Linked DNA regions of Homo sapiens: region 1 is linked to region 2. The links are chromatin contacts, found by POLR2A ChIA-PET in ENCODE. All regions are on one chromosome and are shown on one strand. The core of a region is the stretch at or near the end of the contact, and the rest is flanking DNA. Distances in the headings are between cores, read along the strand shown.

Evidence for each region. ChIA-PET counts read pairs that join two places held with the same protein, here RNA polymerase II (POLR2A).
Region 1: POLR2A ChIA-PET joins it to region 2 with 10 read pairs in AG04449. The contact joins the enhancer-like site here to the promoter of PRELID3A in region 2. POLR2A ChIA-PET finds 5 or more read pairs at or near these places in 2 of 52 experiments (AG04449 and activated T-cell).

The regions. Positions count from the first base shown.
Region 1 is chr18:21,673,627-21,678,359 of GRCh38, forward strand. All of the region lies in intron 4 of ABHD3 (abhydrolase domain containing 3, phospholipase), which reads right to left. Among named protein-coding and RNA genes, the nearest start is that of MIR320C1, 7.5 kb to the right of the region's middle. Within about 2 kb of position 1,950, at least 4 of the 41 ENCODE cell types and tissues checked have a DNase peak (open chromatin) inside an H3K27ac peak, as active enhancers do.
Region 2 is chr18:12,406,432-12,411,184 of GRCh38, forward strand. It overlaps PRELID3A (PRELI domain containing 3A), which reads left to right and starts at 1,498. Exons shown (of 7, transcript NM_001142405.2): 1 at 1,498-1,576. The coding sequence starts at 1,545. RefSeq lists enhancers at 897-1,558, 1,559-2,218, 2,076-2,325 and a silencer at 1,296-1,875.

The DNA.
Region 1 (4,733 bases), core at 700-3,199, 9.3 Mb after region 2:
AGACAGCATCTTGCTCTGTCACCCAGGCTGGAGTGCAGTGGCAGTCTCGGCTCACTGCAACCTCCGCCTCCTGGGTTCAAGCAATTCTCCTTCTTCAGCCTCCTGAGTAGCTGGGATTAGAGGCACCTGCCACCATGCCTGGCTAATTTTTGTAGTTTTAGTAGAGAAGGGGTTTCACCATGTTGGCCAAGCTGGTCTCAAACTCCTGGCCTCATGCAATCCACCCGCCTCGGCCTCTCAAGTGCTGGGATTATAAGTGTGAGCCATCACACCTGGCCAGGGATCAGTATTTTTCAATGCTTCCCAGGGGACTCTAATGGGTGGCCAGAGTTGAGAACCTCTGCAACAAGAGAATAAGTAGGGTGAGAGCTAAGCCAAGGAGGATGCTGCAGTGGTAAGAATGGTAAAACCTTTCTTGAGTGACTTGGGAGAAGGGAAATCCAGTTCTATATGGGTCTGAACTCTTGGATTCCTTGAAGTGTATGGGGAAGTACTCCCAAACATCTCATACCTTACAGGATCACCTGACACATATTAAGCATGATACCTAGCTATTAAATTATTATTTCTAAAACTCTTCCATTATTCAACAAAACATTCTTTCTTTTATTTTGAACTTTTTTTTTTTTTTTTGAGCTAGGTTCTTGCTCTGTTGCCCAGGCTGCAGTGCAGTGGCATGATCATGGCTCGCTGCAGCCTCAACCTCCTGGGCTCAAGCGATCCTCCTGCCTCAACCTCCTGAGTAGCTGGGACTACAGGCACGTGCCACCATGCCCATATCCAGCTAATTTTTAAATTTTTTGTAGAGACAAGGTCTCATTATGTTGCCCAGGCCTGTCTCCAACTCCTGGGCTCAAGTGATCCTCCTGGCTTGGCCTCCCAAAGTGCTGGGATTACAGGTGTGAGCCACCACACCTGGTCACAATCTTCTACGTTTAAAATTTTTGTTATTATTGGACTGCACCTATCAATGTTGGGAGAAAATTCTCAAGGATTAAATGTGTTCACACCTACACCTGGCTGAGACCAGCCTTCCTGGGTTGTTATATAGAGGAAGGTAAGGGGAGCAGGAACAGGTTATTTTTGAAGCATTTAGGAAAGGGCCGACTTGGGTGCAACAATATGTCCAGTAGGGAGGTACTGCATGTGAGAAAGGCACTGCCTGAAGGTAGAAGTTTGAAACTGAATTGTGCCTTGGCTGGCCCTGACCTCTATACCCCTCCTCCCTCTGGCTATCAGGGAGGTCCTTTAATCCTTTCTAAATGCCTTCTTCAGAAAATGGCCCACAGTGGGGTGGGGTGGAGGAACTGGAGGGATGGGGTGGGGGAAGAACTCTAAGTCCCTCCTACACTACTAGCTTCCATGGAAAAGCTAGTAGAAAACAAAAACAGATTTCTCTAAACCTGAGTCCTTAACCCCAAAGAATCTGAGGTTGGAGGGACGATCCTCTCTCTGAAAACCCTCCTTCCATCTATCCCCAGATTTTCAGGCTGACTTGACTGGAAGCCAGTACTGAAAGGTCAAGACACCAGGCTGCACAGCCTGAGTTCCTGCCGTGAGACCACTCATCAGCTTTATGACTTCTGATTGTCACCCCACTTCTCCAGAGGTGTCCTCATCTGTGGAATGAGGTGGGTTTTTTTTTTTTTTTTTTTTTTTTGAGACTGAGTCTCGCTCTGTTGCCCAGGCTGGAGTGCAGTGGCATGATCTCGGCTCACTGCAACCTCTGCCTCCTGGGTTCAAGCGATTCTCCTGCCTCAGCCCCCCGAGCAGCTGGGACTACAGGCGCCTGTTGCCACGCCCAGCTAATTTTTGTGTTTTTAGTAGAGACAGGGTTTCACTGTGTTAGCCAGAATGGTCTTGATCTCCTGACCTCGTGATCCACCCACCTTGGCCTCCCAAAGTGCTGGCGTTACAGGTATGAGTCACCGCACCCAGCCTGAGGTGGTTTTGTTTTGTTTTGTCTTTGAGGATTTGTGGACCTCTGAAGTAGAGCCATTCAAAATGCCAGTTCAGGATAAGCTGCTGGCATCAGAATGTAAATCAGCAAGCTGCTTCTCTCATTAAGGAAATATTGCGATGAGGGAAAAAAAGTCAGCTTATCTAAAAAGTGTACAGAACTGAAATTGGTTTATGTGCTTTTAAAGTATATTAACCATTATTTAAAAAAAAATAATTTACAGGCCGTGGACCTGGTAGCTCATGCCTGTAATCCCAGCACTTTGGGAGGCCAAGGTGGGCAGATCACTTCAGCCAAATTTCAGTTACACAGGAGGCATAAGTTCAAGGGATCTATTGTACATCATGGTGACTATCATTAATGGCAATGTATTATATACTTGAAAGTCTTCCCATGGTGGAGGGAGAAAGCTCTGATGTCTCTTCCTCTTCTTCTACAGGCACTAATTCCATCATAGGGACCCTGCCTTCATGATCTCGCCTAAGCCTAACTACCTCCAAAGGCCGTGCCTCCTAATACCATCACCTTGATGGGTTAAGGCTTCAACATATGAATGCTGGGGCAGGGAACACAAACATTGGGTCTACAACAATATTTTATAGCCATCATGATGTGTAGAAAGTGCTGACCTGGGAGTCAAAACCAGCTCTGAACTCATCCACCAAACTTAGGTAAATCATTTACTCATTTAAATGTTCTCAGGTAATGTATATGTTGATTAGCTTGATTTAGCCATTTCACAATGTATACATATTTCAAAACATCATGTTGTATACAATAAATACATAAAATTTTTGTCCATTTTTAAAACTAACTTTTTTTTAAGGCAGAGTCTTGCTCTGTAGCCCAGGCTACACACAGTGGTGTGATCTTGGCTCACTGCAACCTCTGCCTCCTGGGTTCAAGTGATTCTCCTGTCTCAGCCTCCCAAGTAACTGGGATTACAGGCATGCGCCACCACACCCAGCTAATTTTTGTATTTTCAGTAGAGACAGGGTTTCACCGTGTTGGCCAGGCTGGTCTCGAACTCCTGGCCTCAAGTGATCCACCCGCCTTGGCCTCCCAAAGTGCTGGGATTACCCGCATAAGCCACCGCATCCGGCCTTAAGTTGGCTGACATTCTATCTCAGCTCCTTATCTTGTCTGGGACTAGAGTCAGGTACCCTGAGGAAAAGAGTTGGTCCACAGGATACATTTTGGGCAGTGCTGCTTTAAATTATTTTCCAGCTTCTGCTTGACTTTCTTGGCCCTCCCTTACCTGCTGAGCCAGCCCTAACTTGAACTAGAAAGCACCTAAAGGAGGATTTTCTTTTTAAAGCTTTATGAGATGTAATTTGCATACCATAATTCATGTAGAAGTCAATGGTTTTTAATATATTCAGTGTTGTGCCATCATAATTTAAGAATATTTTTATCACACCAAAAAGAAACCTCCATTAGCAATCATCGTCCACCTCAAGCCTTAGGTGACCATTAATCTACTTTCTGTGTCTATAGATTTGCCTATTTTGAATATTTCATATAAATGGACTCATACAATGTGTGGCCTGTTGAGATGAGCTTCTTCACTTAGCATAATGCTTTCAAAGTGCCCATGCATTCAAGACTTCATTCCCTTTTTTTTTTGAGACAGAGTCTCGCTCTGTTGCCCAGGCTGGCGTGCAGTGGCACAATCTTGGCTCACTGCAAGCTCCGCCTCCTGGGTTCACGCCATTCTCCTGCCTCAACCTCCCAAGTAGCTGGGACTACAGGTGCCTGCCACCACGCCTGGCAAATTTTTTTTTTTTTTTTTGTATTTTTAGTAGAGATAGGGTTTCACCGTGTTAGCCAGGATGGTCTCGATCTCCTGATCTCGTGACCCGCCCGCCTGGGCACTCCCAAAGTGCTGGAATTACAGGCGTGAGCCACTATGCCCAGCCGACTTCATTCCTTTTTAATGTGGAATAGTATTCCAGGATATGGAGCTATCACATTTTGCTTATCCATTCATCTGTTGATGAATATCTGGGTTGTTTCTACCTTTTGGCTATTATGAATAATGTTGCTGTAAATATTTATGTACAGGTTTTTTTACTTTTTTGTTTTTGGTTATTTATTTATTTATTTATTTATTTTTGAGACGGAGTCTTGCTCTGTCGCCAGGCTGGAGTGCAGTGGCGTGATCTCGGCTCACTGCAACCTCCACCTCCCGGGTTCAAGCGATTCCCCTGCCTCAGCCTCCTGAGTAGCTGGGACTACAGGCACGCACCACCACGCCTGGCTAATTTTTTTGTATTTTAGTAGAGACAGGGTTTCACCATGTTAGCCAGCATGTGATTCACCCGCCTCAGCCTCCCAAAGTGCTGGGATTACAGGTATGAGCCACCGTGCCCAACCTATTTTTATTTTTTAGAGACAGGGTCTCTGTTGCCCAAGCTGGAGTGCAATGGCACAAACACAGCTCACTGCAGCCTCAAACTCCTGGGGCTCAAGCAATCCTCCTGTACTCAGCCTCCCAAGTAGCTGGTATAACAGGCACATGCCACCACACTTGGCTATTTTTTGTTTTTGTAGAGACAAGATCTTACTATGTTGCCTAGACTGGTCCTGAACTCCTGGACTCAAGTGATCCTCCTGCCTCTGCCTCCCAAAGTGCTGGGATTACAGGTATGAGCTACTGTGCCTGGCTCATGTATAAGTTATTGTGAGAACATATATTTTCATTTCAGGAATTTCTGGGTCATATGGTAACTCTATTTTAACTTTTGGAGGAACTGCCAGACTATTTTCCAAA
Region 2 (4,753 bases), core at 248-2,747:
AATGTGAGTGGACGGTGGAGCCAGGACTGTAGCCCAGGTCTTTCGGGTCATGCTGTGTGCTCTTCCACTTCCCTGCCTCACTGCACAAATGCGCTCCCCACGCCCACGGACGCCCCAGGGGCGCCAGGCGCTGCTCTAGGCTGAGACTCAGCCGACTCAGACAAGGGCCCTGCCCTCTCGCCCTATCTCATCCTGGAGAAGAGTACCCTCTTCTTAGAACAAGCATCTCACTTCCGTGCACTTCAACTTCGTTTGTGGCAGTGCAGGGTACTTTGCAAAGCTAAAAAGTAGTTTATGCGAAAGGGAGACTCTTTTTCCTTAGAGGATTTGCCAAGTTGTAATCACAAATTCTTTTTGAGATACACGTACATTTTTTTAAAGCTAAATAAGATTTCCCCCCAGTTTTATAACTCAAGAATGTATTTTCTCAAGGACTTGGGAGTCATCTCTTTGAAATGTCATCCCCGTCTCCCAGTTTTGTGGGAGGGTAGGAGCCCAGCTACCAGAGAGCACCTGGCTTCAAATTGTAAACCTACCTCCTGTCATAAAGGTATGAAAATTCATTTTTCCTTTGGATAAAGGCAATTAGCAAACGCAAATGGCCACTGCATTTACCAATGGCCACTCCATCATCAGGCGAATTTAGGATGAACTCTGCGACAAATGGTGTAGTGGAGTCCCCTCCCCGGAGGGCTGTCTCGTTTACCTCGGGAGCATGCGTGGGGTAGGTTGCATCCTCCCGGCTGTTTGATACAGGCTGAGATTTCTGTCTTTGCAGCCTATTTGGCGGATTGCTTGTGATGCACATCACATGCTGGTTTTGTTTTGTTTTGTTTTGTTTTGTTTTGTTTTGTTTGAGACGGAGTCTCGCTCTGTTGCCCAGGCTGGAGTGCAGTGGCGGGATCTCGGCTCACTGCAAGCTCCGCCTCCCGGGTTCACGCCATTCTCCTGCCTCAGCCTCCCGAGCAGCTGGTACTACAGGCGCCCGCCACCACGCCCGGCTAATTTTTTGTATTTTTAGTAGAGACGGGGTTTCACCGTGTTAGCCAGGATGGTCTTGATCTCCTGACCTCGTGATCCGCCCGCCTCGGCCTCCCAAAGTGCTGGGATTACAGGCGTGAGCCACCGCGCCCGGCCTCACATGCTGGTTTAATGTTTGTTCAAGACCCAAACTGCAGTGGAGTTTTGAGGGTTGGCAGGTTTGTTTTTCATCACACGTCCCCGACAGTACAAACCGGCGTAGCTGGACAGGGCCTTGGGAGAATTTGGACAGTGGGAGTAAGGACGAGCGTCGCCTCCTACGCCCGCGGCATCTGCAGCAAGCGCGCATCGCGCACCCCAGGGTAGCAGCGCAGGTCTGGGGCTGCGCCACAGCCGCGCCCGCAGAGCTATTTTTAGCCGCTGCAGCCAGCCTAGCCACCAGACGGGGTGGGCGGCATCCAAGGGCGCCCCGCCCATCGAGGCCCCGCCCACGCCGCGCCCGGAGCCGCGCGGCCCGAAGCACCCGGCCCGGATCGCAGAGCCCGCGCCCTGCGCCGGCGGCAATGAAGATCTGGAGCTCGGAGCACGTGTTTGGGTGAGGCCGGGCTGAGGGCCGCGGTGGGGCCGTCCAGACGCCGGCTCCTGCTCCCGAGCCCGGCTGGAGCGGTCCAGGAAAGGCCGGACCTCACAGCGGGCCTCGCGGAGATCCCCGCCCCGCGCCGGCCGTTCCCAGACCGCAACTTCGGCGTCCCGGAGAGGGCACGCGCGCTTCCCCGGGACCGCGGTCTGGGCGAGGCTCTGCGCCGGGTACGGCCTCTCCCCCGGCGTGCGCAGGGGCCTGGCTGCAGGCACAGAGGCCCCGCTGGTGGTCGACAGCCAGGGCGGGGGCAGCCGGAGCGGGGGCGGCCGGGGCGGGGGCGGCCGGAGCCGGGGGGGCGGCCGGGGGCCTGGCGCTCGCTGCTCTCCTTGGGGTCGGGAGCAGGGCAGGGGAGAGGCCTGCAAGCTGGCGCCTTTGCTGAGATTGTCATAAACCTTCCGCGCGTTTCACGGAGGGCCCACGGCGGGCTGTGAGCTCTGGAGGAAGCTAAAGGGGCAGAAGGCATTTCGGGGGCCCTGGCTCTGAACTCACTTGTAGGCATGGAAGGCCTCCAAGCTAGCGTGGAAAACCTCGAACTGTTTAAAAATGCTCCCCCGGCACACGGATGGAAGTGGAGGTCATTATCTTAAGTGAAGCCAGGCCCAGAAAGACAAGTATCGCATGTTCCCACTCCTAAGTGGGTGCTTAAGAATGTGTTCACATGGATGTGGAGAGTGGAACGTCAGATGATGGAGACTCTGAAGGGTGAGGGGGTGGGTGCAGGGAGGATAATGAGAATTGCTTAATGGGTGCAAGACACCTTCCCGGGTAATGCATACCCTAGAAGTCCTGACTTGACCACTACGAAATTTATGCATGTAACGAAATTGCACATATACTCCATAGAATTGTGCAAATAAAAAGAAGAAAAAAGTGCCCTCCTAACCTAAGTGGTATCTTTTCCTTAAGTCAGTGATCTGTGACACACTGAAATTATTCTTTAATGTTTATTTACAGCAACAAAGATTTTTTAATTATCTGACCTCACTTAAGCATTAAATATTTTATTTTGGGGGGAAAAAAAGTACTGCGTGGAAGGAAATTGTCATCCTTTGACTCTTTTTATTTATTTTTTTCGAGACAGAGTCTCATTCTGTCACCCAGGCTGGGTTTTTTTTTTTTTTTTTTTTTTTTTGAGACATAGGCTCGCTGGGTCACCCAGGTTGGAGTGCAATGGCGCGATCTTGGCTCACTGTAACCTCCCCCTCCTGGGTTCAAGTGATTCTCGTGCCTCAGCCTCCTGAGTAGCTGGGACTACAGGTGTGGGCCATCACGCCCGGCTAATTTTTGTATTTTTAGTAGAAACAGGGTTTCGCCATGTTGGCCAGGCTGGTCTCGAGCTCCTGACCTCAGGTGATCCACCCGCCTCGGCCTCCCAAAGTGCTGGGATTATAGGTGTGAGCCACCGTGACTGGCCTGACTTTAAACATGTAAAATTATAATAAAAATATATCAAGTGGTTTCAAAACCTCTGAAATTATTTTTCATGAAGTCTTTAGACTTGATGGGATCTAATTTTTTGTATGGCTTGCAGTGTTTCTCAAGTGGGTTTCCATCAGCAACAAGGATGGGGGCATCACTGAGCCGTCTGGATGCTGTGGACAGTTAAGTCATTGCATACCAGGAGTGCCAGGTGGTTGGGGCTCAGTTTTCTCATGGAATGGCCGAGGTCTGCCCTAGAGGTTTGTGAAATGTCTGTGGACAAGCACAAATGAATAGCTAGCTGTGAAAAATCACAGTTGATGCTTTTGAAAATTGTTGCAGCTGCTAACTCCCATTTATTTTTTTTAAGCTTTACCGAAGGATACTTTACATACCATAAAATTATACACATTTTAAGTGTATAATTCATTAAGTTTTGCTAAGTATGACCATCACACACACAGTCCAGTCTTAGAACACTTCTGTCCTCCTGCAGAGGTGCCCCATGCTCATTAGCTTCACATTTTACCCCATTTTCACCCCTGCCCCAGGCAACCAGGAATCTTTTCTGTTTCTATGAATTTGCCTTGTTGGGACATTGCATGTAAATGTCATCCTGCAATATGGGGTGTTTTGTGTCTGTCTGCTTTCACTTAGCATGATTTTCTTGAGGCTCACCATGTGGTAGAGTGTCAGTATTTCATTTCTCCCATCATTCATTTTGTATTCCTGGCACCCCGCCGGGGCCCGGCGCCTAGCAGGTGCTCGGAAGGGGTGAGGAATCTTACATGGAGATCAGATGTCCTTCCAGGACAGGGGCAGCTATCCACCAAAGGAATCCCGGTCATCCCTGGAGCTGCTGTGGACTAGGTGCTGATTCTCTGCCATAGACTTTTGAACTTGAAAGCAAAGGGCCGTAATGAAGCCTGACAAATGTGGAATGTGGCTGGCCGAGGATGCTGTCATTGGCCTGTGGCTGGACGGGTTATGAATGATGTGGTACCATGAGGTGGTACCATGAGGTGTCATAGCATCCAAATGACAGTACAAATTGGAAGTCTGGCTTCCTGGCTGGACTTACTGTGTAGTTTTCCCCTTGTTTCGTCCATTGAAACCCCTGATTTTTTTCCTTTGAGGATTATAGACCTTTCTTTTTCTTTCTATACTTAAAAAAAGTTTGTTGTACTGTTAGGTGAACATTTGATTGGAAATAATACATTTACTTTTTTTTTTCCTTTTTTTTGAGGCAGAATCTTGCTCTATCACCCAGGCTGGAGTGCAGTGGCACGATCTTGGCTCACCACAACCTCTGCCTCTCCGGTTCAAGCAATTCTTGTGCTTCAGCCTCCCGAGTAGCTGGGACCACAGGCGTGTGCCACCACGCCTGGTGAATTTTTTTGTATTTTTAGTAGAGACAGAGTTTCACCATGTTGGCCAGGCTGGTCTCAAACTCCTGACCTCAAGTGATCCACCCACCTCGGCCTCCTGAAGTGCTGGGATTACAGTACTTTTGAAATGAAGAAATAATTAGGCACAAACAGTTTGATCTTATCAAGTTTTCTTCCTGTGTCCACATTGAGAAGAAACTCCGCCCCTGAGATCATCATAGCAGACAGCAGTGTAAACACTCAGACAAAAACAGAGAGCCCGGGGAAAGGCCACTGAATTAACGTGTGTGTTACCTAGACAGGGGTGAAAGTAGTTTAAATAAAA